Regions from separate parts of the Homo sapiens genome. Here regions 2 and 3 are each linked to region 1. The links are chromatin loops, found by intact Hi-C in ENCODE. Cell type or tissue: PC-3. All regions are shown on one strand.

What was found. Peaks named below come from ENCODE experiments on the same cell type or tissue, not always from the same donor. Only the 100,000 strongest peaks of a DNase experiment are listed, where the experiment ranks them.
Region 2: a loop joins it to region 1, with 4 times the contacts of the local background. A loop is called at or near these places in 2 of 110 quality-filtered maps.
Region 3: a loop joins it to region 1, with 4 times the contacts of the local background. A loop is called at or near these places in 2 of 110 quality-filtered maps.

The regions. Positions count from the first base shown.
Region 1 is chr1:117,757,611-117,760,110 of GRCh38, forward strand. No RefSeq gene overlaps it. Among named protein-coding and RNA genes, the nearest start is that of TENT5C, 150 kb to the left of the region's middle. In PC-3, a CTCF peak has its summit at 1,424 (motif pointing left); DNase peaks (open chromatin) are centred at 271, 981 and 1,421; H3K4me3 peaks cover 1,018 bases; H3K27ac peaks cover 1,039 bases.
Region 2 is chr1:117,810,987-117,813,486 of GRCh38, forward strand. No RefSeq gene overlaps it. Among named protein-coding and RNA genes, the nearest start is that of GDAP2, 120 kb to the right of the region's middle. In PC-3, no CTCF peak of the experiment used is centred here; no DNase peak of the experiment used is centred here.
Region 3 is chr1:117,283,264-117,285,763 of GRCh38, forward strand. No RefSeq gene overlaps it. Among named protein-coding and RNA genes, the nearest start is that of LINC01525, 11 kb to the right of the region's middle. In PC-3, a CTCF peak has its summit at 1,526 (motif pointing left); a DNase peak (open chromatin) is centred at 1,518.

The sequences.
Region 1 (2,500 bases):
GGCAATGGCCCATGCTGCCCCTCACAGGAGTGAGCTCTCCATCACAAATGCTAGAGGAAGACTTCCTTGATCAGCCTAGCTCAATCCAGTAGCACCTTCTAACTAAGATTTTTCAATATAACAGTGATTTATTGGAGCTTTCAGTATTTGCATTGCCTTACACTAACCCAGTGGAGCACACAGATAAATTGAAGCTACAGCATGGATTGAATCATCCAGTTCTGAAGCAAGAGCTGTTGACCACTTGGCCACTCCTAGGCCCCTCTGATTCAGAGATTACAACGACTTAACTCAGGAGTCCTTCAGAGGTGATGGTCAAGCCAGCCAGCTCCTTAGTCACCTTCCCATGTCTCCTTTGGGGGAAAGCCAGGAAAGGCCACTTCTTTCCAACTTCTAAAGCAATATTCGTCTTTGAACCCTATTATTATAATTCAACTCAACTTCATTAGCGAGTCAAACACCCTTTGAATGCACTGTCCCCCTGGCTGCCTTGTGATAGGAAACACAGCTCCTGCCCTCAAGAAACTCAGTCCTTCCCCAGGCATTTAGCTTTTCTGGAAACTGGAGATAAATAGAAGAAGAACTGATACGACAACCAAGGTGGTGCTTAAAAAACTTGTTTACAGAGCCCTCAGATTCTAAGGGGGGGCTTCCCTAACCAACCAGGGGATGGAGGTAGGAGCAGTATAGACTCCAGGCCTTCCCACCCAGCTTCAAATCAAGTAGCTCTACTTTTATTCATTTTATATATTTAGGTTGTCATAGGTTTTTGTTTGAACCAAGAGACTCACAGCTAAGAGATGCTTAAAACCCCACCAAAGTAATATTTGCTGATCAAAATCAAGAAAAGCATAACTCAATACTGAGTTACCAAAAAAAAAAGGAGATCGAAAGTCATTGCAAAGGGGTTAATTTGATCTTCTCAAGCTCTATTCATGAACTCATTCATCCGGAAGACAAATACATAGCAGCAGGCACTGTGCCAGTCCCATGTCGGGCACTGGGGAGACAGAGGTGAAGGAAACTTGATGTCTGCTCTCCAGAACTTCACAGGGAGACAGACAGGGGAATGATAGCTCTCTAGAGTGGTGTCCTGATCAAGGTGTGGATTAAGGACGGCGGGGAGACAGAGGTGACAAGGATTCGCCCTGAGAAGTGGGGAGAGAGGCTTTGTCAGGGAGAGCTTCACCAGGGTCTTAAAGGATGCCTACGGTCAGCCGGAGAGGGAGGAGGAGGGGCGTGCACCGATTCCCACGGCTGCAGCAGGGGGCGCGGAAGGGTAAATGCGTTTACTGGGCGAGGGAAGTCGCGGCTTTCTCCTCAGGCTGAACCTGGGCATCTGTCTCTGAGGCTAAAGCGCTTCAGAGCCCTCATGTCTGTCAGGGGCTCCCGCACCGTGTCTTTCTGAGTACTGCCACCTAGTGGCCACTCTCAATTCCCACATTTCCCTGGACAGCCTGGAGTCATTTGTCTTCCCACTGATTTGAGGGTTAAGCAAACAGTGAGCACACACAGTGGATAAGTGACTTCTCCGGTAGCACACAGTTTGTGAGGCTGGGGCTGGAACAGAACCTAGCTCTTGTGATCCCAGGACCAGGTCTGGTATGGGCCGGTTTGCCCCCGTCCACACTCGCTCTGGCAGGTTGAGGCTGAAGGTCAAGTCGATAGATGACTACTCTGGAGCGCACTTCAAATCCTCTTCCCAGGCTTCAGAGGGGTAGGGACACTTTAAGAGAGAAGGAATGTGGGAGTAAGTGGATGAGCTAGAGAGAAAAGAAGATATATATTGTTTTCCCCACCTCACTCTCACCAGTCCAGCCTTCAAACCTATCTCAGCAATGAGAAAAGGGGGCTAATGATGTTCTGGGACTGGATAGAGACCATCGCTTCAGGCATTAGGTTGCCACCATGTCGACAGGAGAGGGGAGGGGCTCTCAGCCATCTTTTTTTCTGAGGAATGGCTGGGGGTGGGGGAGTCCCATGGCCACAGTCAAAGAATAATAGCAGGGTCCCAGGGACAGGACTAGAAGTTTCTGAAAACACCTGTCAGTTGCTGAAGGTTAAAAAAAAAAAAAAAAAAAAAAGCTGGACCATACCAGACCTAGTCCTATTTGAATCATATTTAAATATGATTCTCTGCTCAAGATGACAATTTGCATGCAACATGTTTCAGAAGCCCATCTGGTGTTACAAAATCCACTGTGGTTTCAACCTGTCCTTTCAATCAACCATCCTGGTTGGATTATAAAGACTTTACAATAAAAATCATAGGAATAATAAGGATAATAGAATTGACACAGTAGAAAAAACAAAACGAGGAACCAGATAGTAAAGGAGGTGGCAGAAAAATCTATATATTGAACAACACAACTTTTGGCCGAGGAGGACTATAAAACTGAGCCTAATCTTTGGTCTTAGCATCCCATCAGCCTGGGAGGGAAAATAATGCCCTGAATGAGCACCAGGCATCCCATTCAGGTCCCATCAGGTAGGTATCTTC
Region 2 (2,500 bases), 53 kb after region 1:
CCAGTTGTTAATCATAATTATGTAAGAATAGTGTAGGGCCCAGTAGAGTCTAGTGAACATTACCAAGGATCCAGACATGGTGCTGGAGGAACTGGATCATTGCCGTTCCATACAGTGAGATGGTGGTCTAATTTGCTGAGAGGCCACAGAGCATCTAGAAAGGTGACAGATAGGAATTTTGAGGCTTGTTTTTTTACCTTAAGGACATAACCTTAAACGTTAGCACGATATAGACAAATATCTCTCAGCTAATAGAAGGTCAAGTCAGGCCAGGGTTAGGTGGACCCATAGCCCATGTCAGGAGCATTAGGAAGAGAAAAGAATGATTCCACCGTGAAGCAACACCAGGAATGTACCTTCCCAGGCAGAGTCCGAGTTCTCATGGAGGGCAGCTATCACCTGTGCTGCTAGGCTTCTGGTAGGGCCTGAAGTCTTGGGCACCATAGGTACATCTGCATGTGCCACAAGTCAAAAAAGACAGAGACATACTTTCTTCCAACCCCCATAACTCTCTCTTAAGCCTCTAGCCCAGTGTATATGTAGCTCCTCTGCCTACAACTCCTTCCCTGTCCTAGATCTTTTTTCCTGGCTCCTACTTGTCTTTTAAAATTCATCTTGATGTTACTTCTCCAGGAAGCTTTCCTAAACCATCACTTCCAAATCCAAGTTCCCACAGCACCCTGGGCTCTATGACTATGTTATGTGTTATTTTTGTCTCTCTCCTACCTAGCCTGAAGCCTCCTCTAAAGTCAAGACACTTTCTTGTTCACTCTGTCCACATAGGAGCTGCTCAACATGCTCTTTGAATAATTGAATAAATGAATGGCATCCTAGGATTATCTGAGGAGCATCAGCAATAGTAGCAGACATGTTCTAAAGATAGTATGTCATCAAAGAGGAGCAGTAAGCTTTCTCCCTGGGACTCCAAGACCAACAGTTTTCATCCAGGTCAAGGACGAGAAAGAGACTGGAGCCCCACGATGGCTTAGAGACCATCATGATATTAGAATGAATCGCAGAGTACTGTAGTAGTTCAGAGGCAACTTCCAGAGCAATGATGATGAAGAACATGTTTTAAGTTATGATCTGGCCTCCACAGAGCACTGGGAGGGGACCCTTGAGACATCTGAGTACTACCGCGCCTCAGAGATGTTTCCAGAGCAAGACCAATAGGAGCCCCAGTTAATCTGTGTTCTGTTGCCAGGTACGGGGCAACGTCCAACCAACCATGGGGATAGTCAGGGTGGTGGTGGTAGTGGGGGGGCACGGGTTTGAAGTAAAGAAGAAATGGGCAGAATCTGGCACTATTTTGAGTCTGTCAAATCGCCATACATGAGGTAAAACACATAATTCTTGGAAGTGTAGGTAATATATGATGTCTCAATATATGACAGACTAGTAATAGTGGATATTGCATCCTTATTATTATGATTAATAATATTATTATTAATTAATGATCCTCAAATTAATTAATTAATCCTCAAATTAAAATTATCCTAACATTACATGGCCAATTATTTGTGGGTGGAGGGGTTGACTACTCATGACTCAAGTAGTTTTATTGTTAGATGAAAAGGATGCAGAGCGAGTGGAAGCCATGAACTCTATCCTGGGTTTGATCAGCAAAGGGCTGCAGGAAACTTGCATTTTACCAATATGTTCCCCTTTAGAGAAAAGCTACAGAGATTTGTATTAATGGATTCCTGGTCAGCTTCCATTACACTTTTGTTTCTGTTCCTGTACCACCAAGAAGCCCTCGCTGAGCTGAGTGGTGAGAAAATTAAAGGGATTTTGTATAGGGAAGTATTGCCCTGCTTCAACCAGCAGATAAGTGCTCCACCCCTTGCTCTCTCTCCTGAAGCAGGAATACACTCTTCACTATGGGGGTGACTGATCTGCTTTGTGGGTGCAAGATAGCAGTCATGTCTCCTTTTGTTACTCTTCTCTCCTTTGTATGGCCCCCACAATTGTCTTTCAAAGGTTCAAGAAACTTCTGAAGAAAACACCCAAGAACCACTTCTGCATACCAGAACCATGGCAGCCTGGTCTGGGTGACAGCCAAAAAACTTTTTCTGTAAATAGCTGGAGAGTGAATATTTTATGCTTTTTGCAGGCCATGAGGTTTCTATCACAGCTACTCAACTCGGGCTTGTAGCAGAAAAGCAGCCATAGACACTATGTAAATGAATGGATGTGACTGTGTTTCAGTAAAAGTTTACTGGGCCATAGTTTGCTGACCCTTGAGTTAGATCAACAAAAGGCTCTCTTTACTGGAAGGTACTTCCATATTACAGCAGGTTACCAGAGTGTTCTGGGCTCCTCTGGTGAACTGTGTTGAGGATGGTTGGCCTGGAAGGCAGTAGGTCAGCAGCAGGTCAACAGCCATACCCTGACTGCTGCTGTCAAGGCCACTCTGCTGCAGGGAGCAGAGAGGAGGGACTGATCAGGGTAGTGAGGGGAAGGGGGAAAGGAAAGTTAAAATGCATGGTAAGAAAAGGGA
Region 3 (2,500 bases), 470 kb before region 1:
AAGATGGGTGATACCACCAAGTAACACCAAAACTCCTCTCTCATTCTTACAGAACCACCAAGAGATGGGAAACAAAGTGCAAAAGAATATAGCATGGATACTGACATTTCAACACAGTGACTCTGACGTTTATGCTTAGGGGCTCTGACAGGTTGGCATAGGGTAGAAAGGAGCAGAGGAGGAGGCCAGTGGGAGGAGAAGGAAGGCCAAGTGAGAGGATGGCCTCCTCTGCGGTCTTCACTCGATTCTCTTTACCTCACTCCACTCTCCCCCATTAATTCCCACCTATACATCCAAGGAAGAGAGTGATAAAAAGGGTAATGAGGATGAGTCAAGTTCAAAGGTATTTTATTGGCCACATTCTTTTTTTGGGTGTTCATGTCCTGGGAATTTCTCTTTTGTACCTCTGGTGTGCGAAAAGCACACTTATACCACCTATGCTCCAGATTTTAAAGAGAGGCTCATTTCTCTCTCCTTTCGTTGGCATGGTTTTCCTTGGATTCATCTTTTCTTGCTGTCACAAAGTTAAAATAACAAAGCCTGAGAAAGAGGTATAAACTTAGGGGGAAAGTACCAAGACGGTCACTTGGACATTTTATTATTATTATTATTATTATTATTATTATTATTATTATTATTATTATTTTAAGGGTCTTGCTATGTTTCCCAGGCTGGTCTCGAAATCCTGGCCTCAAGTGATCCTCCCACTTAGCCTCCCCAAACACTAAGATTACAGCCATGAGCCAAGACACCTAGCCAGGGCCTAGTTTTAGCATTAATTTTGCCTTTAGATTAGACAAAAAGAATCTTTCAGTGGTTATCCCTAGCTTCGCAATGGCCTAGGGTAGTATTTGAAGCCAAAACATTCTTATAAAATGCATGCATTTGCCTGGCCCTGTCCTCTGAGCATGATGTCTCCCTTGTGGCACTCATGGACAAGGGCAAAGCTCTGGCAAGGCAGGATTTGGGTGTTCAGAACCTTGAGCCCAAGCCCAATACTACCCCCAACCCCAAATACCATGTCTTCCAATTCAAATAACATGGGTGATAATGGGCCTGCCATTCTAAAATCATGTCTGGCTAATGGCTTGGCAGGTGAATAATCTGCTATGAGCCTACCTGAGCAGTGGCTGCTCTTGGGACCAGAAGATGCAAACACACACAGCTGTGAGGAAGCCCCAGCTCTTGGGAACTGTTGCTGCAATCTCCAGGTCTACTGGCCTTGCTTCACTGTTTTCTGATGTCTCCATCAGCCCCATCCTGATGATCTCCTGGTACTCCCCGACTTTAAGGAGACCTGTTTGCTATGGAAGCTCTAGGAAATGCATAATGGTATGAGGTGATGGCTTCCAATAATGGGCCTTCGCATTCTGAAGATGATGTGGTTGAAATGTGAATGGTTCAGTCTGCTTGGGAGATGATCTTTCCAAGACAAGCTCCTGAACTGATGCTGCCTTATCTTCTTACATGTGTTCCTTTGTTCCCAAGTCACTTACTGGGACTTCAGATGCCATCTCAGGTCCTCTGCTTCCCTCTTCTGGTCAATTGAAGGGAATCTTTATAGCCATTTAGAGCTCAGGGGAAGAATTAATATATGATGCTACCTAGTATAGAACCAAATAATAATCTCCTAGTGATCACTTTTCAATTCACAAAAAGCTACACCCAGGAAATAGGGTAATTAAATATAACATTATTACCTATTAAATATGCTCACACTAAGGCAGTCATAACATCTATTCTACTGTACAGAACCAGAGGGAAGATGTTGAGCCAGCAGTTCTACATGTGATATCACTGTGTGTTTTTGTAGAAAGGGTTCTTTGGTTAAATGTATTTGGAAAATCTTAGGGTAAAATAAGTTACACAGGTTTCTTTACTAAAAAATTGCTCAGGGCCTTTAAATTTATAACGTGAATTGTTAATCTCCCAGGGGGATATGGTATATAATTTTTGATCGATGACTCCTTGATTGGAGAGAATTCCAAGGATTAGCATTCCATTCTGTAGAATATTCTGGGGGAAATGTGACACTAGACATTGAAAAGGTGAACTTAAAAAAGAAAGATCTTCACATTTTGAAATGGCAAGTGTCATCTCACCTAAGCCAACAGCAGGTCCGCAAAGCAAATGACCATTAGTACCTCTTGAGTTGATATCAGCCTCAAGTTTTTTTAAACCACAAAGCTTAGAGTTGGGAAAAGGACCCTAAAGGCCCTAAAGGTCCTTTGCAGACCAATCCCTCCATTTTGTAGATAAGATGACTGAGACTTAGAGAGCTATATAGTCTCAAAACCCAGTGAAGAAATATAATTTTACCATGTATTGGTGGGAATCCAGGATACACCACTGTTTAGCTGAGAGGAGCTGTCCATCACAAAAAGCCTGCATTTTGACATATTCGATAAGCAGGTTTTTTTTTTAGTTTAAGCCAGGTGTGGTGGCTCACACCTGTAATCCCAGCACTTTGGGAGGCCGAGGTGGGTGGATCACCTGAGGT